Linked DNA regions of Homo sapiens: regions 2 and 3 are each linked to region 1. A link is a loop called in an ENCODE intact Hi-C map of the cell type or tissue named here. Cell type or tissue: dorsolateral prefrontal cortex. All regions are shown on one strand. Region 1 overlaps CAPN9 (calpain 9). Region 2 has its middle 16 kb from the start of AGT. Region 3 has its middle 10 kb from the start of COG2.

What was found. Peaks named below come from ENCODE experiments on the same cell type or tissue, not always from the same donor. Only the 100,000 strongest peaks of a DNase experiment are listed, where the experiment ranks them.
Region 2: a loop joins it to region 1, with 2.3 times the contacts of the local background. A loop is called at or near these places in 24 of 110 quality-filtered maps.
Region 3: a loop joins it to region 1, with 6 times the contacts of the local background. A loop is called at or near these places in 68 of 110 quality-filtered maps.

The regions. Positions count from the first base shown.
Region 1 is chr1:230,768,634-230,776,633 of GRCh38, reverse strand. It overlaps CAPN9 (calpain 9), which reads right to left. Exons shown (of 20, transcript NM_006615.3): 6 at 7,371-7,454; 7 at 4,535-4,620; 8 at 2,003-2,080. It overlaps CAPN9-AS1 (CAPN9 antisense RNA 1), which reads left to right. Exons shown (of 2, transcript XR_001738518.2): 2 at 1-553. Among named protein-coding and RNA genes, the nearest start is that of CAPN9-AS1, 23 kb to the left of the region's middle. In dorsolateral prefrontal cortex, CTCF peaks have their summits at 3,095 and 3,297 (motif pointing right); DNase peaks (open chromatin) are centred at 2,998 and 3,393; H3K4me3 peaks cover 735 bases; H3K27ac peaks cover 977 bases.
Region 2 is chr1:230,694,332-230,702,331 of GRCh38, reverse strand. No RefSeq gene overlaps it. Among named protein-coding and RNA genes, the nearest start is that of AGT, 16 kb to the left of the region's middle. In dorsolateral prefrontal cortex, no CTCF peak of the experiment used is centred here; a DNase peak (open chromatin) is centred at 739; H3K27ac peaks cover 2,507 bases.
Region 3 is chr1:230,628,353-230,636,352 of GRCh38, reverse strand. No RefSeq gene overlaps it. Among named protein-coding and RNA genes, the nearest start is that of COG2, 10 kb to the left of the region's middle. In dorsolateral prefrontal cortex, a CTCF peak has its summit at 3,889 (motif pointing left); a DNase peak (open chromatin) is centred at 3,913; H3K27ac peaks cover 1,429 bases.

The DNA.
Region 1 (8,000 bases):
TAATGAGTGAGGAAAAAACTTTACTGTGTTTGAGCCTTTATATATTTGGGGTCTATTCACTACTGCAGCTAGTGTTACCTTGAGTCATTGGTGCCTTGAATTACAGAACTGCCACAACGAAATTCTAAAATATGTTAGCAGTTGAGCAAGAGGGATCATGGAACTGTTCGAGCTGGAAAATGGTTATCTATGTTATGCAGTGGCAAAACATTGGGTAAATCTGTTGCATGTTGTTATGGACTGAATGTTTGTGGTCTCCCCTAAATTCATATGTTGAATCCTAACCCTCGAAGTAGTAGTGTCAGGAGGTGGGGCCTTTGGGAGGTGACTAGGTTGTGAGGGTGGAGCCCTCATGGATGGGGTTAGTGCCATTATAAAAGAGGCCCCAGAGAGCTGCCTTGCCCTCTTTCTACCATGTGAGGACAGAGTGAGAAGGATCCATCTATAAATCAGAAACAGGGCCCTCCACAGATATAGGTACTGCCTGTGTCATCTTCTTGGACTTCCTGGTATCTAGAACTGTGAGAAATAAATTCCTGTTCTTTGTAAGCCACTCAGTCTATGGTATTTTTTTATAGCCACCCAAATAGACTAAGACAACTATAAAAATACAGAAGGCAGAACAAATCACTACTGAGGCTGTGTTCTATGGGAAAAGAATGAAAAAGGCTGGAATAGTCATGGTTTTGGGTTGTAGTATTTTTTTTTTTTTTTTTTGAGATGGAGTATCACTCTGTTGTCCAGGCTAGAGTGCAGTGATGCAATCTCGGCTCACTGCAAGCTCCACCTCCTGGGTTCACGCCATTCTCCTGCCTCAGCCTCCCAAGTAGCTGGGACTATAGGCACTCACCACCACCCCTGGCTAATTTTTTGTATTTTTAGCAGGGGTGGGGTTTCACTGTGTTAGCCAGGATGGTTTCAATCTCCTGACCTCGTGATCCACCCGCCTTGGCCTCCCAAAGTGCTGGGATTACAGGCGTGAGCCACCGTGCCCTGCTGTTGTATTTTAAAAGCTGTTACAAGAAAGAGATGAGCTCAGGCAAGACTTGATTGGTTGGAGCACATGAAAGGGAATAGAGCCAGAAACCAGAAATTTGTGGTCTCACAGGGTTAGAAGGGCCAACTTCTAGAACCCAAACAGGAAGAAATAAGACTGAAAAAGATTCTAGAGATGAAGGCCCAATACAAATGTTCAATTAAACAAAGAGATTCAGGCCAAGGGAAAGTCCAGAGTAGAAATGTTTACTTCCTACGTAGGTCGATATCTTTAGATGCTCTCAGGGCAGCTGCCTTCAAAGGTACCTCTCATCAAGATGGGTGTGGAGGGAATGGATCCTGTGAGCAGTAGGGCTGCCTGTCTTCAAATTCACTGTGTAAACCTGGATGACAAAGAGTGCCAAGGAGGTGTGTCAGGCTAGAGACCAGAGGCTCTTCCTCTATTGGATTGCAGGAACCCCCTGAAGACTCTTCAACAAACCGAGAGCTGGGGTGAGCCCCCACCAAGACAGGAGGGAGATTAAATTTCCCTCTAATCTGGGTGTATATGAGGAGTCTGAGACAGATGAATTTGATTTGCCAAAAATGGAGAGAGAAGGCTGGGCGTGGTGGCTCATACCTGTAATTCCAGCACTTTGGGAGGCCAAGGTGGGTGGTTTCTCTGAGGTCAGGGGTTCGAGACTAGCCTGGCCAACACGGTGAAACCCCATCTCTACTAAAGATACAAAATGAGTCGGGCGTGGTGGCGCATGCCTGTACTCTCAGCTGCTTGGGAGGCTGAGGCAGGAGTATCACTTGAACCTGGGAGGCAGAGGTTGCAGTGAGACGAGATCGCACCACTGCACTCCAGCCTGGGCAATAAGAACAAAACTCCGTCTCAAAAAAAAAAAAAAAAAAAGAAAGAAAGAAAGAAAAAGGAAAGCGAGAGAGAAGCACAGTGCTCCTTACGCCCCAGGGCCATGGGACTTGCTCGTATCTGCAGTTAACACAGGAACAAGCACGGTACCAGAATTCCCCATCATCCAGAGCAGTGTGACACAGACGCTTCTGCTCAGCTGGACCAACAGAACGCCACTCCGGAGAACTAGGAGTAAACAAAATTGGTGTTCAGGCAGAGGTCATGATGAAGAGCAACAATGGCCTTGATGTGGAACCCACAGTGTGCGGTTATGGAGGAAATAAGACCTGCTTAGTAACTACTCACTGGGTCCCAAAAATGCACCCAGGGATGTAGCGGCAGGTGAGCCACTGGCCCCCAAATAAGAGGGCTGGTCAGAAAGTACATCTCCAAGTGTTGCTGATGGATAAAATACCCCTGAGGATGATCTGAACCACCGACATGGAAGATTATCTTGGGATAGTCACAAGGCATTGCATGCCCGTGGGGTAGCAGAAGAGCCCGGCTGGAAGCCACAAGTCTGCTGACTTTCGTGCTTGGCCTCCAACTTGCCATGTGACCTGGAGCAGTACTTGGCCCTTCCTTAATGGACAAGCTGACACTTGGAAAGGTGATAATGCCTTACACCTGCCCATGCTTGATGTTGTCTGTACCCGGCACCTTTTGTATGTGACCTCGCTGGCAAGCCAGGTGGGGTTCTGTGAGCTAGGTGTGCCCGTCCTGCAGATAAGAGGGCTCAGGTAGGCCCATGGAAACACTCTCAGGGAAGAGTAGGGGTAGGAATGGCTGCCTGTCACTCTCCAAACTCAGGATTTGTGACTCCAAGTTCATTGCATTTTCTGTGACTCCCACAGCCGCCTCCAAATAGTTCAAAGTAGGTCACCACTGTTGCGGTGCTACAGCCAACGTGGCAGCTCCCTCTCATCCTGTGATCTCAACTCAACCTCAGGGGAGTGCTCAGGTGATCCAAGGGGAGGATCAGCCGGGACCTGTCTCCAGGTGCTCGGGCCAGGGTCAGAAGAGTGGAACTGGCAGCCATTATTTTCTTTTGGAGCCATTATCCTAAGTGGCTCACACCCAGATAATTGGCCTGACAGGCTGGCCATGCGGTGCCTTCAACCCTACTCACATGTCACCAGCAGCACAGCGAAGTCAGGGAGTCGGGATGGCGCCTGCCCCTCCCATCACCCATGGAGGCTGCATGAGTGGAAGACAAATTTTATTCCAGCCTTGGCTCTCAGTCACTTTCTTGATTTCTACCTCTGTGAGTCCCAGAAAATGGGAGACAATGGCCCATTTTCCCTTTATAGGCTACGATCTCAAAGTTGAGGGGCACTGCACATCTTACAACGTGACGCAGTCTCACTAATTTTGGTTTCAGTAGTTCTCTGTGCTTTCCATTTCTGCCAGGAGAGGGAGGCCAATCTCTTTCCTCCTCAACCCATCTCAGCTCATCTCTGCCAATGCTTCTTGGTTCTCAGAAGGCGGCAGCCAAGGCCAGAGCAGAGGATGGTGGGACGAGAGCCTCCATGGGGACAATGACAGCCTGGAAAGCACAGGCCTGTGTGCCCTGCCCTCACGCTGGGGTCTGGCTAATACAGCAGCGGCTGCACCATGTCTGGCGACCTGGTAGCTGTGTCTGGACTGAAGACAAACACTGGCTCAGTTTTAACCAAGTTCTAGACTAGCTTCAGATTTCCCCAGAAGCTCAGGGGCCATGGATGTGGCAGGAAAGGGCTTCAGGAGCCCAACAAGCAGCGGACGAGCAACAGCTTCAGGCAGGCCCTGCCACGCACCCACACAAACATCCCTGGTTCTTAGTCACCTGGTCCACTTCCCAAGGGACCAGAGCTGGAGGAGCTGTGGGGACACACACAGAAAAGGCAGACCTTTCTTGATAACTGGGGGCCAAAACTCTGGTTAACAGCTCTGTAATAGATAAAATTCCAATTCCATGTCCTCTATTTTTTTTCCTTTAAAAAAAAAAAAAAAAAAGAGATGGGGTCAACATGCTCTGTTGCCCAGGCTGGAATGCAGTGGTGCAATCATAGCTCCCTGCAGCCTCAATCTCTCATACTCAAGTGATCCTCCCACCTCGGCTTGCTGACGTGTTGGAATTATAGGCATGAGCCACCATGCTCAGCCTCACTTCTATTTCTCTGCTGGGCTATTGGGCCTCTGCCATGGTCAGTGACCATCAGAGAGAATCCTATAGTTACATGCTAGGTAATATTTCAGGGATTCCGACACTCCAAATACACACACACACACAAACACACACGCACTTATGCATATGCACACTGCTTACTGGAGTTACTCACAACTACAGATAAAGCTTTTCACCATATCACTGGGTTATAAACATCACCATGGGAGGTAACACATTTATGTATTGACATAAATACAATTCGTGAAAGTTAGAGTGCTGTTGTAAAAGTCTTTCTTGAGAATCAACCTTGATGCAAGGTGGGCCTGAGGGCTGAAAGGGGAGGAAGAAGGGGCACCTCAGAATCGGGACAGGATCCTGAGTCAGAGCCCGGGAGGATAGTAGACAGGCCACTCCTTCACATGTCTGCACAAGCCAGCTCTGGCCCCACACGCCCCGGGAACCAGCCAGAGAGGCAGGATAGGGTGACTGACCTGTCGCTCCACGACCCGTTCCACTCAACCTGGCCCCAAGGGTTCCGGATTCGGATGAGCTCGATTCTCTGGCCTCGGAAGCTTACCTAGAAGGGAAAAGCATGAGGGAAGTGTGAAATGATAAATATGGTGGAGGTTTGGCCACATTCATCTATGAGCTCCAGGTGGACCAGCTCCATCCAGAACTGGTTCTGTTGAAAGTCTCTTGCCTAAAATGCTGCTGAAGGTATGTAGAAGTTCGCCAGTTCTTAACCAGCCCTTGGAACCTTCTAATTCCTATTGAATAATTGCTACTATTGCCAATGATATTATATTAAGCACCAAAATGCTTATGCCACATCTGGGAAGTAAAGTAGAATTGCAATTAACAAGAAATTAGTCCATATGAATCTAAAAATGGGTTTCTCTCTAGACTTGGATCTCCCTAGAGGCAGGAGCCAAGTCTTAGGCATCTTCAGCATCTAGCAGAGTGAATGGTAAAGAGTAGTCCTCAAAGGTGCTCATGGAACTATTACTGAACTTTCTTCATCCTAGCATCCCATGCACAGATGAATGATAAGAAAATAAGCACATGTTGGGGATTTAAACACAACAATAAACAAAAACAGCTTTTACGTCTTCTAGACCCAATATTCTCCTTATTTCAGGTGTCTGTGAGGATTCCTGCTGTTCACCTCAATCACCCTTGAGCCTGTGTGCCCTCAGGCTCTGCCTGGGAGCAGGGACAAGGGCCAATGCATTTGAGAAGGGTTTTAGAGGAGAGAGGGTGAAAGTAAAAGACTTCTAGTTATCAACTAACCAGAAACTGTAGCAGTCAGAATGTTTTATCCTCATGCATTTGGCATAAATTATATTTTGGATGTGTAAAAATTCAAGTAACATCAACTCTTCGGAGTCCAAGATGTGGCTTGTGGCTCACCATTAAAGGGGCTCATTTAATTTGAAAGGTTCAGGGCAGGTGAGTTCCTTGTAGGGGGGAGAGGAAGCAAAATCAAGCAAACCAAGATGATGAGAGGTTTCTGTTGTTACGTGGAATACGTAGAAGATCTAACCTAGAAACATCACATGCCTGCTTGAGTGAGCAATCTGCAAGTCATCTATGGATGGTGAAGGAGGACAAAGGAGCCAACACAAATAGCTAACATTCTAAAGAATCCCAAAGAGTCCAACGGCGTCTCACACCTTGGCTCCAGTGAGGAGGAAGGGCAGGGTCTCCCTTCAGTGTTCTTTACTCCCCACGCATTCAGAGGATGTCACTCAAAAGGTGGGTGGCTACAGAAGACCAGGTGCATCTGCACCTTCTAAGTACTGGGCTTGAGACTGGTCCAGGGAGGCATGGAGTGGGCAAGGCAGGCTGCTGGGCTTTGCTGAGCTTGAGTCTGGCAGAGTGATACCTTTGGCTTCTTGTCCTCCTCTTTCATTCAATTCTTTCTTTCTCTTCCCCTTGTGCCCCTCAAGGATCTCTCCTCCTAACCAACAGCTCCCTTGAAGTCAGGGTGGTGCTGTGTGGAGTCTGGGTGTCCCCCAGGATCAGTTCCACCCTGGGCTACAGCTACAAGAATGGGACTCGTGGTGATTAATTTTATGTGTCAACTTGACTGGGCCATGGGGTGCCCAGATATTTGCTTTAAGGTTATTCTGGTTGTGTCTGCAAGGGTGCTTCTGGGTGACATGAAATTTAAGTTGATTGAGTAAAACAGATTGCCCTCCCCAGTGTAGGTGGGCCTCATCTCATCTGTGAAGACCTGACCAGAACAAAAAGGCAGAGGAAGGGGGAATTCACTCTCTCTTCCTGGGTGCCTGAGCTGGGACATCCGTCTCTCCTGCCCTCAGACTGGGACTTTTACCATTGGTGTTCCTGGTGGCTAGGCCTTCCTTTCAGACTCAGACCAGAACTACACCACTGGCTTTCTTGGGCCTCCAGTTTGCAGAGAGCAGATCGTGGGACTTCTTACTCTTCACAATTGCATGAGCCAATGCCTTACAATAAATCGTATTACAGGTGATCCTGGAACAATGTCAGGGGTTGGGGTGCCAACCCTCCTGCATTGTCAAAAAATCTTGTATTCCCTAAAGCTGAACTCCGAATAGCCTACCATTGACCAGAAGTCTTATCGATAACGTAAAGAACCAATTAACATGTTTTATAATTATTTATATTATATACTGTATTCTTACAATAAATAAGCCAGAGAAAAGAAATGTTATCAAGAAAATCATAGGGAAGAGGAAATACATTTACTATTTATTAAGTGGAACTGGGTCATTGTAAAGGTCTTCATCCTTATTATCTTCATGTTGAGTAGGCTGAGAAGGAGGAGGAGGAGTTGGTCTTGCTGTCTCAGGGGTGGTAGAGATGGAAGAAAATCCCCATATAAGTTCAAGCCTGTGTTGCTCAAGGGTCAACTGTGTGATGTAGATAGATAGATAGATAGATAGATAGATAGATAGATAGATAGATAGATAGATAGATAGATAGATAGGTGTGTGTGTGTTTAATTGTATGTATATATATTTGGTTCCCTAGTGATTCTATTTCTCTGAAGAATCCTGACTAACACAGGACTGAAGGAGAATTGGGAAAGAAAGGAAATTAAAAATAAACAAAGACCAGGCGCTTACAGCTGCTAAACGAGTTTTGTGCTGCGGTGGAATCACATGGTTTCTCTCTTTCCTGGCTTGCCGTTTTGAATTCCAGCCTGCCTCTTTAGGTGACATAATCTCTGAAATGCCTGAAAGGCAGACATTTAAACTGCAATGCACTGAATAAATGCCTAAGGGATTAGCATTGTCACATGTCTCCCCATAGCCTGCAGTTGGAGTTCAAGTCGCCTACCTGGTCAATTCCCGTTACACTGTAGGCATGACCCTTAATAAGACCAAACGGCGTCCGGGCCTCAGATTCTGCAGCACTTCTGGTCTAAAACATGGAAAGAGCAGAGTCACACCCACCGTCTAAGTCAAGCCTCCCCTGCTGGATCAGACCCAGCTACATGCCTGGCCCGGTCACAACCTCCAGCCCCTTCTGCTGCCCCAGGTGCAGGCCATGTGCGTGGGCTATGCACGGGGCTCCCCTAGGATGTTTAGCAGTGACATGAAGCAAGTTCCAGTCTCTTCCCAGGATGGGGAGGCGCTCGCTTCCAGTGTGGACTCCAAAGAACAGTTCACTATTTTGTCCCCAAACAGAACAACTTGTCACCTTCATGTAGTATAGTGTGAGAGAGAAGACACAATCACATACATCCCAGAGACGAAAAGAAGAATATAACAACAGGACACACAGCTCTGCGTCACAAACCTGAAAGTGCAGAGGAACTGGCTAATTCATTAGCAAAAAACAGACCCCAAGGCTAATCTAAGAGGAAACAGAAAACTAGAATTGATTAAAAAAAATACATAGTGTCATAGCAGTCCATAAAAAACAACAAAAAGTTTTAAAAAGATGAGATAAAATTATAAGTGTGTG
Region 2 (8,000 bases), 74 kb after region 1:
TGATGGACAGGGGGCGGGAAGAGGGTGACAGGGAAGGCCCCATACCCCATGTGGCACCTGGGAAAGGAACCAGGCAGATGGGACTTCTTCCGTCCTGGTGACACAGGGCCAGACTGCTGCTGGTATTGTGCCCCGGGAGTGGAAGGTAGAGAAATAAATCTTCACAAATAAATATTTGCAATTTTCCCCCATCTGTTGAGTGCCTCTGCCTGCTCCTCCTCGATGGGATTAGGCCCACAGTTCGGAATCTTGGGGAGAGCCAAGGAAGCGGTAGGCACCCAGTAGGCCCACGGCCGTCGGCTGATAGCAATGGTGATGCTGTCCTACCTACTTGTGTAAGGCATTCGATCTTCCTCCCTTCCATACATATTGAAATAAATAAGCCGCGCAATGTGTTAGCTATTGATCAGAACTAAAGTGAAGTCAGCCACGGGGATTACAAATCTCGGCTTCTCCCCTCATGTTCCTGAGAGTCTTCCCCTGGTTTTGAACACATCTCCCTAGCTCGATGTCAAGGTGAGGGATTCTGTCGGCAACAGCAGTGCCCTTAGTTGCTTCGTCGTAACTCCCCGTCACCGGTTTTATTCAGTTACCTTCCAGTCCCACTCTCAGAGCTTCCTGGCTTGTTCTGCTCTCAAAGCGGGTAGAGCTGGCACACATGGACTCTCCGAAACGGCTGCAAGATGCCAAGTTTCTCGGAAGAACTGGAAGCACAGAGACCAGAAGTGCCTTAAGGTCTCGCTATTCAGTGTGGCGCTTAGACCGGCAGTGGCGGCAGCTGCCCTGGGAGCTTGTTAGAATGTGGCTTCTCACGCCCCTCCTGGACCTACAGAGTCAGAATCTGCAGTTTTACAGGAGGTCCAGGCTTGGAAGTTGCTCGTAGAGACCTGAGACAGCGCAGCCACGTGCTGGAAACAAAGCATTTAAGTTTGTGACTTTATTTTAAAAGGCAGCAGGCAGTCGACAAACCAATTTCTTCTACTTAGAGGCGGCTTCGGCTTCTGGAAGTCGCTAGGAGTATAAAGTTGCCAACCAGCGCTGTTCTCCCGCTGTTTTCTGTGCACTTATAAATGGGAAGTTAGGTCAGGATAGATCTCTCAGCTATTACAAGGATACAAAATACGAACATTCTACAAGTTACTTAACACACACACACACACACACACACACACACACACACACAAAATTAATTCCACAGGTCAGTTTCTCTGAAACATTTTTTCACTAAATTCTAAGTCTTCCTGGAGTTGCAAGTGCCTATCTCCTAGACAAGGCAATTACTCACCAACTAAAATCACTGTCAATCTGAGATTTCGGCTGGGCATGAGACCATGGTCAGGGGATGCTTTGAACAGCCTCTGAGGAAATTAGTGAGTTTGAAAAATGGAAAGATTTTTATTACTCACTTGGCAGTAAAACCTGATGGGGACAGACGTCAGGCTGTTTAAGATCCTCAGAAGAAAAAGTTGATAGTGTGAATATTCCTAAATTTGCCACACGAAGATGTACATGTGATTATAAGGTGCTGTTGCAGAAGCCCCTGGGGGTGTTATGGGATATACACTATATGGGCCACTTTACCTTCCTAAAATCTGAAAAACTTCAACTACTGAAACATGGACTGAAGGTTTTGAATAGTGGATGGTGAATTTGAATACCATCCCGTGTGATTTTTTTTTCTAGCAGACTTTAGTTTTTTAGAGCAGTTTTAAGCCCACACCAAAACTGAGAGGAAGATACAGCAATTTCTCATATACCCCCTACTACCTTCCAGTCTCCCCCATTATTGACATCCCCCACCCAGAGTGGTCCATTTCTTACAACCCACGAACCTACATTGACACATCATTATTACTCAACGTCCATAGTTTACATTAGGGTTGGCTCTTGGTGTTGTACATTCTATGGGTTTAGACAATTTTCAGGAGTTTCACTGACCTGAAAATCCTCTGTGTCCCTCCTATTCACCCCTCCTTCCCTCCTAACCACTGGTAACCACCGATCCTATTCCCATCTTCTCCATAGTTTTGCCTTTCCCACCCAGGATGTCATATAGTGGAATCATTCAGTATGTGGCCTTTCCAGATTAGCCTCTTTCACTTAGTAATGTGCATTTAAGTTTCCTCCATGTCTTTTCATGATCGCTCATTTCTTTTTTATTGCTAAATACTATGCCACTGTCTGGATGTGTCACAGTTTATTTATTCACCTACTGAAGGACATCTTGCTTGTTTCCAAGTTGTGGCAATTGCGAATTAAGCTGCTACAGACACCCATGTGTGGGTTTTTGTGTGGACATGTTTACCCCACACAATTTTTAAAGTTGCTCAATGATCAGAGATGTTCTGAGTGACTCTGATAGACCCACAAACATGTCAGTGACTCTATCCCTTCAAGAGAGTAAGGGTCTCAGGGCCCACACCCCTGAACTTGAGTAACCTCATTCTTCTGTTAAGTTAGCTGGAGCCAGGAGAGGAGTTTATGACTAAGTCCTCAAAAGCCAACACAACAGAAACAAAAATTGAAAACTGGCACTAAGTAAACTAAAGAGCTTCTGCACAGCAAAAGAAACTACCAACAGAGGAAACAGATGAACTAAAGAATGGGAGAAAATATTAGTAACTATGCATCCAACAAAGGTCTAGGATCTAGAATCCATAAGGAACTTAAACAAATCAACAAGTAAAAACAACCCCATTAAAAAGTGGGCAAAGGACATGAACAGACACCTCTCAAAAGAAGACACACAAGCGGCCAACAAATTTGAAAAAATGTTCAACATCACTAATGATCAGAGAGATGAAAATCAAAACCACAGTGAGATACCATCTCACACCAGTCAGAATGCCTGCTATTAAAAAATCAAAGGAACAAAAGATGCTGGTGAGGCTGAGGAGAAAAGGAAACACACACACTGTTGCTGGGATTGTAAATTAGTTCAGCCCCTGTATAAAGCAGTTTGGAGATTTCTCAAAGAACAAAAAAACAGCATTACCATTGACCCAGCAATCCCATTACTGCATATACACCCAGAGGAAAATAAACCATTCTACCAAAAAGACACATGCACTCATATGTTTACCACAGCACTATTCACAATAGCAAAGACATGGAATCAACCTAGGTGTCTATCAGTGGTGGACTGGATACAGAAAATGTAGATATACACCATGGAATACTATGCAGCTATAACAAAGAATGAAATCATGTCATTTGCAGCAACATACATACAGCCAGAGGCCATTACCCTAAACAAATTAATGCAGGAACAGAAAACCAAACACCACATGTTCTCACTTATAAGGGGGAGCTAAACACTAGGTACACATTGGGCCATAAATATAGGAACAACAGACACTGGAGACTCTAAAAAGGGGAGGAAAAGAGAAGGTCAAGGGTTGGAAAATTATCTACTCGCTACTATGTTCACTATTTGGGTGACGAGTTCCACTGAAGCCCAAATCTCAGCATCACACAATATATTCATGTAACAAACCTGCATATGTACACCCTGCAGCTAAAATGAAAAACAGAAAGTTACGTGGAGTGAGTGTCATCCTTCGAGGCTTGATTCTATGTTTTGTGAGGTGGCTTCAGAGCAGCCCTTTACATCGGGTTAATTTGGCTCCACCGCAGGGGCCATACCCCCACCCTCCACGTCTTTCCACTCTGGACACACTTTTCCCAGGCCCGTTTTGCTCTGGGGCTTTTTTCTACCTGCTCCTTTCTGGGGATTCTTTCCTTGGCCTTGACAACCTCTTTACACAGGCGGGCTGGTCAATACCCAGCTCCAAAAGCAAAGCGACGCTCCACAGACCTGTCTCCTCTCCGTTACTCTGCACCCCCAGTTCCAGCCTCTTCAGTGTCCCCAAACTCCACACCGCCTCCTCTCAGGGAATGGGCTGGGCTCTGGATGCTCCTGTGCATCCAGAGACCCTCCATGCTAGACGCTGGGCCATCGCAGGACCCCCACCTGCCCCTTCTCTCTAGGACCCTGCACTGCCGGCATCCGACACTGAGCAGCGCTGTTTCACACAGTATCGATTTTCAGTTGTTCAGGATGGGAGGGTCAATCAGGTCCCAACATGCCATCAAGCTGGATTACACAAGAGATTTAAACAGTCAGAATGCCACTCTGAATTTCGCTCTGTTGTCCAGGCTAGAGCGCAATGGTGCGATCTCTGCTCACCGCAATCTCCACCTACCGCATTCAAGCAATCCTCCTGCCTCAGCCTCCCAAGTAGCTGGGAATACAAGTGCCCGCCACCATGCCCAGCTAATTTTTGTATTTTTAGTAGAGACAGGGTTTCGCCATATTGGCCAGGCTGGTCTCAAAACTCCTGACCTGAGGTGATCCGCTCACCTTGGCCTCCCAAAGTGCTGGGATTACAGGTGTGAGCCACACCGCACCCGGCCAATAATACATTTTAGTTCAAGATTAGTGAGAGCTAAGGAGAAATGAGAATGCTGATTGTTCTGAAATTCAGTCTCCACATGAAAACCAGCTGAGGGTTGAGTGGAAAATGGAGAAACTTTCGCAATCAAATGAAGGTAACACTTCCTTCACTCAACAATTTACAGATGTTCACAGCCATCCAACACGAAGCTTAGTGGCTGATCAAAAGTAGCAGGATATTTTCAGGGTAAAAACTGAGACTCACGGGCAGCACCAAGAATGTCTGCACATCTCAAAAGACAGACAGCGTTTCCTTTAGGGCGCTGAGGCTGAGGTCTTACACAGAGAGGAGGATTGCCAACTGGCAAAGCCCTGCTTTTCACCAACTGCTCGAACGGACTGGACTGCCTGGCTGCTGATAGGGAGGGAGAGATCCACCAGATCTATTCAGATGCCATGAACAGAGAAAATAACACTGCCTTCAAACGGGGACCCCTAACAGATCTTGCTTAAGAATCTAACAGTTCAGCATCTGCAGTTGATCACTGCTTTTGAGTTCTGAGACATGAACACACCATGGAGGTGTCCACGTTGTCAATGACTCAGCCATGCTGGCTCCAATTACTGCACCACCAGTGCTGTTGCTGCTGTTAGAGTGACATCTAGACCCCAGTACCAGAGAGCTTCATGGTTGTTTCAAAAGGGCCCCGCAAAGGAAAATCAGCCCTTACCTCCTGCACTACAGAGTTCCTGAGTGACCCTGCTTTTATTCCATCACTAGGATCATTAAGCCATGGCAGCACAGCTTGGTGACTGTGCGGTTCTCATATGGGCAACTCCATATAGCAGTTCTAGGGAGCTGCGAGGAATTACCAAAAAAGACCCCAGATGAGAGATTGGGGAGTTCATCTACAGAAGTTCCAAATCCTTTTTTTCTTTCTCTCCTTCCTGGACACACAGCTAAAACTACAGTTCCAGGCCCCACGTGCCTGAGCGCCACACACTGGAGTGAGGGGGAAGGATTTTGTGCTCACCCAAACTGGGGCCAGAGCCACACCCTGGGCGCCCCCATCACACTCTTCTCCCTTTCTGGTAGGTTGCAGTGGAGGGGGAGTGGGCTGAATGGTGGCCTTCAAAAAGATATGTCCACATCCCATCCCCTGGAGCCTGTGAATGTGAACACATTTGGAAAAGGGTCCTTGCAGATGCAATTAAGCAAGGAATCTCAAGATGCGATCATCCTGGATTAACCAGGTGAGTCCTGAATCTGATGACAGTATCTCTATCAGTCAGAAAGGGAGAAGGCCACGTGAAGACGGAGGCAGAGACTGGGGTGATGCTGCCGTAGCCAAGGAACACCTCCAGCCACAGGACGCTGGAGGAGGCGAGGAATCTCCCCTAGAGCCTTCAGGGGGAGCACGGCCCGGCTGACGCCATGAGTTTAGACTTTTCAAAACTGTGAGAGAATGCACTTCTGTTGTTTCCAGCTACCACACTTGTGGTAATTTGTTACGGCAGCCCTAGAAATGAATGCAGGAGGTTCCTCCAGGGTGAACTTGGAAGCCATAGGATGGAGATGGCTGACTTCCAGTCAGCCTGAGTCCCCGAATGACCTACTCATGGCCTCCCCAGCAGCATTATAGTAGAACAAAAAAAACTTCTCCTGTGGCTGACACCCACTTTTGAGTCTGTATATTAGAAAAATTGAAACTAATGACAGGTTTACAGTATGTAAGTATTATTTCATCTTTAAGCTTTATTCAATAGTAATTTCTCCAAAGCAAAGCAAATAAAACACATACCAAAGAAAGGAGAGATGTTCTGGGGGAACCATGGACAAAGGCTCTGAAGCCTTTCACTTTACTTAAAGATTCTTGTCTCTTTCCTTTTTCTTTTTTTCTTTGAGACGGAGTCTCACACTGTTGCCCAGGGTAGGGTGCAGTGGCATGATCTTGGCTCACTGCAACCTCTGCCTCCCAGGTTCAAGTGATTCTCCCGCCTCAGCCTCCTGAGTAGCTGGGACTACAGGCACGTGCTGCCATGACCAGCTAATTTTTTATTTTTAGTAGAGACGGGGTTCCACCACGTTGGCCAGGCTGGTCTCGAACTCCTGACCTCAGGTGATCCGCCCACCTCGGCCTCCCAAAGTGCTGGGATTACAGGCGTGTTTCTTAGAAATAGGTGTTATGGCATCAGGGCTGTCACTGAGAAAGGCAGTGTGCTGAGTCCAGGGCCAGCCTGGGGCTTGACAGGGTCAAAGAAATCAACAACTTGCGTTCCAATTCTTGACTGTCAACTTTGTTGTAGTGCTGATTTTAGGGATGAAGAATTATGTAACAATTAGTAAACCAGGCTCTGGAATTATCTTGCTTGGGTTTCAACCCTACTTATTAGTTATCTTGATGACCTAAGCTGTCCGTTTCCTCATCTGTAAAATGAGAATAATAATGCTGGAGTTGGATGGGCTGTTAAGTCATAACCCTCTCCTCCTATGTTCTAAAATAAATGAGAAGGGCAGAGCACTCAGGGAGATGGGGACAAACATTTGGGGTCTATTGATGAAGGCTGGAGTGGAGGAAGTAGTTTACCTCCATGTGGCTACTGAGGTAGCTTTGCACTGGATCGGCTTAGCGAGGCTGGACCTGTGTTCCCCACGACTCCCTTCCTGGGATGGTTTGAGGTTGGCCTTGGTCACAGGAAACAGCTGCAGGAGGTGGGGTGGGGTGGCTGCATGCTGATATGCAGCAGGCTGCTGCAGCCCAGGCTCCACTGCAGCTCTTGCATATTGACTCAGAGCTGCAGGCTCTCCTGCTGGCTTGGGGCGGGAGGCAGGCATGCAACTCCTCCAGCTCCTGCTGGGTCTCTTCCTTCAGCTTCCCTGAATGCTGGGCCAAGTGCATGTGCAGCTTCCTCTGCACATCACCCCATCACTGAAATGGGGAGACCAGGAGGCAGCAAGAGCCAGATGCGGGCTCCATTTATCCCCACGGGTTCCAGTTCATTCTCTCTCCCCCACTGCACGCCCGTCTTTCCTTCCGCTGGCCCCCTGCTGATGGTACCCCACCCTACCACAGCCCTGCCAGGTGAGCCGGCTCCCACACCAGGGAGGTCAAGCCCTGAGAAGAAATCCCTTCTCTGTCTCTCTCCCATGGTTCTGTCACTGACCAAATTTCCCAACAGTGAACTCCAGAACTGGACACTTCCCCCTCCAGGGGCAGGGCCTCCAGTCCTAAGCCCAAAGCAGATGCTCTCTACACAGGGCGCCACTGTCCAGTGTCTGTTACCTGCAAACAGAAAGTGCAAGCCCCTCTTTGTGGCAGGCTGGGGGCTGCGTGGAAGCCCCTGGGGCTCCACACACACCTGGCTCTTGGTGCTTTCACCACTGGGGTTTCCTCTGACTTCTCTAGCCCTCCTCATCCCGGTCTGTGCTAAAAAACTCAAGCCTGCTAACTACAGGACCTGCTCTCATTCCCTACCATTTACTTCCTCTCCCCAGGGCTAACCTTTGAACAAAGAAGGGACTGAGATGCACGGGAATGCAAGACTAAGGACTCAACATAGCTGCTTCCAGCTCCTCATCAGGCTGGGAGGGCCCAAGCCACAG
Region 3 (8,000 bases), 140 kb after region 1:
AGGCTGGAGTGCAGTGGCAGGATCTCTGCTCACTGCAGCCTCCACCTCCCGGGTACCCATTCAAGCAATTCTCCTCCCTCAGCCTCCCGAGTAGCTGAGATTACAGGCATGCGCCACCATGCCCAACTAATTTTTGTATTTTTAGTAGAGATGGGTTTCACCATATTGACCAGGCTGGTTTTCAACTCCTGGCCTCAAGTGATCCACCCTTGTCAGCCTCCCAAAGTGCTGGGATTACAGGCGTGAGCCACTGCGCCTGGCCTCAATGCCTACTTTCTCATGGACCACTCCTGTCAGCAACCTCTGAGTTTCCTGCCCTGCCGTCATTCACAGTATAGCTTGTAAAATACTTCTTTATACCCTGGTTGCCCAACTTGGTTACCATTCCCCTGGGGATACCTGAAAACTCTCTATACAATCTTGTGCACAGATCATTATAAGAGAGTCCCTTTCCAGGTCTTCTCCTTCCATATACACTCTGTAGTAGAACTGATATGCCCAAGAATGCATCAGATATCATTAGTGATAAATCTAACTTCCTTTTATTTATGATTCATGGATCAGGGCAGCCACCATCCTACAAAATAGAACAAGAAGGCCAGATGCGGTGGCTCACGCCTATAATCCCAGCACTTTGGGAGGCCAAGGTGGGCGGATCACCTGAGGTCAGGAGTTCATGACCAGCCTGGCCAACATGGTGAAACCCCGTCTCTACTAAAAATACAAAAATTAGCCAGGTGTGGTGGCGGGCACCTGTAATCCCAGCTACTCGGGAGGCTGAGGCAGGAGAACCACTTGAACCTGGGAGGCGGAGGTTGCAGTGAGCAGAGATTGTGCCACTGCGCTCCAGCCTGGGCGACAGAGTGAGACTCAGTCTCAAAAAAAAAAAAAAAAAAAAAAATAGAACAAGAGGTCCCACTGGGAAATTGCAGAACGGGGGTGGTTTGTAAGGTGAGAACAAGGAAACGGAACAATAGTAAAAAAGAAGCTGATTGGTTAACATCAGGTTACTTCAGGAGGTGACTTGTAGGGGTTAAAGCAGGGGAAACGTCCGTATGATGCTGACACAAGTGGACTGGAATCTCCTGTTTTCAGGAAAAAACTGGTCTGTTTGGAGATCTATCTCCTTCCTTAAAGTTTCAGTTTGATTAAATGGCAGTCAGTACGAGTGACTCCATTTTAGTTTAGTCTGGTCCATTGAGGCCTAGCGCAGGACCTCAGCCCCAAAAAACTGGTCTCCCTTAATTTTTTAACAGAAACATCAACACTTAGGACTTCCTTTCTTTCTTGTTAAGAGCAAAGGGTATCATTAGAAACAGAGTCTTTGGGTTACTGTTAGCATGCTCTGAAATCAGAAAAGCAGAATCCCTTTGGGTTAGTGACATTGATTCTTTTAAATTAAACTAAATTGGTTTGAGGGACTACCAAAAGTGTCCAGATACAATGGGGGTAGAAACACAAATCAGCATTTTAACAGGGGTTTTTCAGATTCAGTATGGTTAAGTAAAGAGAATAACTGAAAGCTAGCATTTAAAAAACAGTAAATTGTATCAGGCAAGTTTTATTCCAATCAAGTCAATCTTTTCCTATGTTATATTTTTAAAATACTAAATATTTTCAGCCTATAAATAATTTTAAAAAATATAGACTTATGATGAACTATTTCAGGTGTCAACTTAAAAATGTTCAAGATGGTATATAAATTCTATCAGGAGGTGTGTGAGCAAAGACGTCTACTCCTAGCAACCTGTGCTCGGGGTCTCCCGGTTCTCACTTCCTGTTCTTTTCTTAGTTTATCATAGTCACGTAGGTGTTCTCCCTGCTATTCTGGACCTATATCCTAAATCTCCCTTAAGGATTACCCTTTCCTATCTGACCTCCACATTTCAGATTCCCCAGAGCTTGATTCTGAGTCTCCTTCTATAGCAACGTGCTTTCTAGACCAGGATTTGTCAACCTTGGCACAACTGACATTTTGGGCTATATTATTCTTTGTTGTGTATTGTAGGATATTTGGCAGTATCCCTGGCCTCTACACACTAGTTGCCAGTAGCACTCCCTGCCTGAATTGTGACAATAAAAAATGCCTCCAGACATTGCCCAGTGTGCCCTGGAAGCAAGATCGCCACCTCCTATGTACCCTCATCTCTCAGTTTCAGAACCACTGTTCTCAATGATTCTAGACAGTATCATTGGTTTAAGTACTTTCTGTAAATGGAACGCTCTGAAGTTCTAATCCTGACCTGTTTATTGAGCTCAGACTCATATCCAACTGCCTATGGAATTTCTCTGTGGGGATATGTTAAGAGACACCAGGTTTTTAACATAACTTTAACTGGTTCCCTCCTCTACCTGTTCCTCTCCTGGTTTTCTCCCATTTTAGTAAAAGGCATTGCCTCCTACCCAGTGGCTAGGGCTTCCACCTTTGGGATGACTTCTCCCTTCCCCTATTCCCGTCTGTCAGCAAGTCCTATTGATGTTACCTCCAAAACAGAATGCAGACTTGATTGCTGTTCCCATATGAATCCAAATCCTGACGTGTGTGTGTGTGTGTCTGTGTGTGTGTGTTTTAACCTCAGTTACTGCCATCAGGCTTTCAGTCCCGCTACTCTAGGGAGACAGCTGTTTTTCAAGGTCATTTCAAGGTCACTCATAATCACCACTTTGCCAAATCCCATAAGTCATTCTCAGACCTCAGATTACTCAACCTGTCAGTCCCAATTGACACAGTAGTCCCTCTGTTTTTCTCAAAATGTTTCATTTTATTCACTTAGCTTCTGACTCTGCCTTTGTTTTCTGCCAGTCTTTGTTGGCTTGTCCTGACCTCAACTTTTCAGCACCAATGTGCTCCTGAACTCAGACCTGTTTTTGCTTAACTCAGAATCTCCCTCAAGGCAAAAATGAAGGCATGACTGGGCTATGTTCTCATCTGCAGGTTCAGCTGGGGAAGAATCTATTTCCAAACTCATTTAGATTTTTGGCAGAATTCATTTTCTTGCACCCATATGTCTGAGGGCCCCAGCCTCTTTTTGGCTATCTGTTGGAGTCTGCCCTCTGCTCCTAGAGGTCTCCTGCAGTTCCCTGCCATGAGACCTCTCCACAGTGGTTGTCAAGAAGCCCTTTGCTTCTTCAAAGTCAGCAGGAAAGCCTCTGATTCCAGTCAGCAAAAAAACAGACTTATGTAACATGGTGTACTTGTAGGAGGGACAACCCCTTACCTCACCATATTCTACTAGTTAGAAGCAAGTCTACGTCCTGTCTACTTTCAAAGGACATAACATAGGTCAGATATCAGATGGCCATCTTAAAATGCTGCCTAACACACCTTCCCTATCTCTACTCCCTGCACAGACAAGCTCTCCCAGCCTCAAGGCTTTAAGTAACACCTCTGTTCTAATGACTGTCACATTTCTGTCTCTAGCCTGGACCTCATTCCTGAACTCCTGACTTGTATATCCAACTGCCTACTTGTCACCTCCATGTGGATTTAACAGGCATCTCAAATTCAACACATCCAAAACCAGACTCCTGATTTCCTCTAACTTGCTCCTCCTGTAGTCTTTCCCATCTTGGTAAGCAGCAGCTTTATTGTTCCAGTGCCTCAGGCCAAAAATCTTAAAATCTTCCTAATCCTTATCTTGTTCACAGGATCCACGCATAATGCATCAACAAATTCTGTGTGTTTTGCCTTCAAAACACATACAGAATCTCACCACTTCTCCCCACCTGCCCATCTACTGCTCTAGTGCATGCCACTGTCATCGGTCATCTAGATCAGTGGTTCTCACCTGGGGAAGGTTTTGTCCACTCTTCTCCCCATGGGTTTTGGCAATGTCTGGAGACATCTTTGGTGGCACTACTGAGGGAAGGGTCACTACTGGCATCTAGTGGTTAAAGGCCAGGAGTGCTGCCAAACATCATACAACACACAGGGCAGCCTCTACAACAAAGAATTATCTGGCCTTAAATGTCAATGGTGCAGAGGCTGTGAAACCTGATCTAGATGAACGCAAGTAGCCTCTGAACTGTCTCCTTGCCTCTACCCTTGCTCATCCTCCTGCGAGTCTATACTCCACAAAGCAGCCTGAGGGATTCTTTTCAAATCTAAGCCAAGGCAGGCCTCTTCTCTGTTTGAAACCATACAATGGCTTCTCATTGGTCACAGAGGTAAGGGTCAATCCTAACAAAGGCCTTTGAGGACTTACGTGATCAGGACCCCACTACCTCTCTTCCCTGTCTCCTACCATTTCCCCTCTTGCTCCATTCCTATTGATCCCCATGCCTTTCTTCAAACACAATAGGCACGCTCCCATGTTCAGTTTGCTGTTTACTTTGTTTGGAATGCTTTTCTGCAGATATTACTGCTGCTCACACTTTTATTTTCTCCAGGTCTTTGCTCAAATAAGATAAACTTCCCTGACACAGCCTAATAAAATAGCAACCTGCTCCTGTAAACCTCCACCTGCCATGCCCCATACCCTGCTTTACCTTTTTTCCTAAAACTTATCAACTCCTAAGATAGATAGACTGATAGACAGAGAGATGAACAGATATATAGATGAATAGATAGATAGATGATAGATGGGTAGACGGATGGATACACAGATGATAGAGATAGATAGGTAGATGAATAGGTGCATAGATGGGTAGATGGTAGAGATAGATAAATAGATGATAGAGATAGGTAAGTAGGCAGATAGAAGACACATTAGATAGATATAAATGGATAGATGAAAGAGATGGATAGATATAGGTAGATGGTTGGATAGACAGATGATAGAGATGATAGGTAGATAGATAGATAGATAGATAGATAGATAGATAGATAGATACATAGATAGATAGATAATTTGTCTGCTTATAGTCTGACTGCCCCACTAAAATGGAAGCTCCATGGAGCCAAAAACTGTATCCTTCTTATTAACTATTCCATCTCTGGGGTCTAGTATGGTACCTGGCACATAGTAGGTGTTCCATAAATATTGAAGAATGACTAGTTTCCTTGTTTGTACTTTTGCCTTCATTCTAGCCATTCTCCACACAGCAGTCAAAGGATATTCTTAAAATGCGAGAGGAATGCTATCACTCCCCTTCACCCACCCTTCCAAACCCTTGAATTGCTTTTTATTGCTACTGGGTTTTTTTTTTGAGATGAAGTCTCGCTCTGTCACGCAGGCTGAAGTGCAGTGGCGCAATTTCGGCTCACTGTAACCTCCACCTCCCGGGTTCAGGTGATTCCCCTGCCTCAGCCCCCCGAGTAGCTGGGATTACAAGTGCACACCACCACACCCGGCTAATTTTTGTATTTTTAGTAGAGACAGGATTTCACCATGTTGGCCAGGCTGGTTTCGAACTCCTGACCTCAAGTGATCCTCCTGCTTTGGCCTCCCAAAATGCTCGGATTAGAGGTGTGAGCCACTGTGCCCTGCTTACTGCTCTTAAACTCCATTTGATTATTTACAAACCAAGCCAGATTAAGATTTTTGTCTTTAATCACTGAAAAGATTATGGTATCATCACCACTAGAGACAATTTTCTAAAGATGATAATGTTAAATCCTAAAATAAGTGTATTAGAAGCCTAACGATTTCAGATTTTACCAAAATCTCATTAATCATCCCGCCTCTGTATCTATCTAATCTTTTCCAACTGCCCAGTTTTCCCTTCTGTTTTGGGCCTTCACCATATTCTGCCAGAATTACTACAAAAGCTTTCCAATTTGTCTCTTCCCACCTCCAGCCAGATGTCTCCTTCCCTTCTCTCTCCACACCAATTCATTCTCCATATTAGCTCCAAAATGATCATTCTAAAATATATATCCCATTACATCCTTCTCCTACTTAAAATTCCTCAGGATCTCTAAATTTCCTTAGTGAAGGATTTTTTTAAGACCCATTAGTTGCAAATGGCAGCAATTCAAAGCAAACTGGATTGAACAAAAGGGAAAAAAATACAAAGCAAAACTTTAAAAAAGGGATTCTCATGTTCACATAGAAAAGGATTCTGTGGTAGTTCATAGTATTCAAAGAAAAGCAGAAACACTAGAATTTCAGGATCAAGAAATCGGGAGTTAAAATCAGTGGAATATTTTTTTTCTCACTGTCAGTGTCTCATGTCTACTTGTCTCCATTGGAGTGCTTTCTTCTTTAGTCAGCGTCTTTCCAAGTGTCAGGGAAGACCACCACTGCCAGCTCTGGAATCACATCCACCAAAGCCAGTCACTTCTGTAGAAAAACAGCATCTTTCCCACCATTTCTATATCAATCCCAGGGAACATTCTGATTCGTCAAATTTGGTCAGGTGGACCAATCAGATGTCCCCAACCAGACAGCATAAAGTGTGGGAGAAATATCCCACAGATATTAGCAGGCTGTCTGCAGGAGAAGGAAGATGAGAAAGCATAGTGGTCAGGCACAACTCAGTAGCTGATGTTTTCTGCAGATTATTAAACATGGCACATAAAGACCTTCCAGATCTGGTGCCTGCCAACCTCTTCAACTCCACCTTAACCCACATCTTCCTCACTTTCTGTGCTCCAGCCACAGTCAGCTACTTGAATTCTTGGGTGGCTTCTGCCTTCTTTTATCTCCAGCACATACTGTTCTCTGTACCTAAAACACCATTTGCTGCCTCATTATACAAAGATGATACTTCCACATTCTTCAGACCTTATCTCATACATTACCTCCTTCAGGAAGTCTTTGTTTTAACATGTGGATTTTATTATTATTCAAGTATAATGAGGCCAGCAGATCAGGAGATAATTATCCTTGAAAAGATCATTTATTACAGTTCCCAAGAGGAGGGGGCATACCATATCACAAAGGGCCACATGGGGAAGCACCAGGGTTGGTCAGGAGATCCAGGGAGAGAGCTTTTGTGGTGGTTTTGTGGGAAGGAATGGGTGAGACAGGGAAGCAGCTCTAGGATGGTCTAGTCTGAATAATTTCAACAGGCTCTGGGGCACAGAGGTCATCTGTAATTGTCTTGCACCTGGCCATGAGGTGATTAGGATAGGAGAATAGTGGCCCTACATATGGGAGCCCAATAAGAAAGGGGGTTGTGGGGTGTGGGCTCTGGATTGGTTGGTTTTCATATGAAAGGCACACTCTGTGGCAAGTCATTTAATATCTCTAGGAATTAAACAGTCCTGGAGGGGCAGTCCCTCCAGGGTCAGCAAGGCCGCAGATATAAAAGCAACAGAATACAGAAAATAAGTGGCAGGGTTAATACAATCTTTCCTAGCATTTTTTCAGCATCTTCTCCTAAATCAGGTTTAGGCATCTCTTTTTTATGATTCCAGAATACCCCTTGCACACTGCTGTGGTTACAATGGCAGCAGTACCGGCAAGGATATCTTAACCAACAGCCCAGCAATCTTTGACCTTCAAACTACATCTGGGGAAGTGGGTAAGAATTTGAAATCATTTTGCTGGGAGTGGGGGCTCACTCACCCACGTAACCTCAACACTTTGGGAGGCTGAGGCAGGAGGATTGCTTCAGCTCATGAGTTTGAGACCAGCTTGGGCAACATACAGAGACTTGTCTCTACAAAAAATTTTAAAAACTTAGGCAGGCATGGTGGCATGTGCCCGTAGTCCCAGCTACTCGGGAGGCTGAGATGGGAGGATTGCTTGAGCCCAGGAGGTTGAGATTACAGTGAGCCATAATCACAACCCTGCACCCTGCACTCCAGCCTGTGCGACAGACCCTGTCTCTAGTAAAAACAACACAATTAAACAAAATATTTAAGCCATTTAATTTCGATTTAATGGATATGTGACCTCATTTTTATTCCATAGTTTTTGAGACTGCACATGTAGTTTTCATTTAAATGCCTATAAAATATTTATTCATTTTCTTTCTGCTAAAATGATGCAAACAATACTCTTAGGTGTATTATACACTGAATTTTGACACTTTAAAGAATACCACTACATTAACTTATGCAGCCATGATTAATTTATCTTTGTGCAGACTATTGAATAAAATTGTTCTCG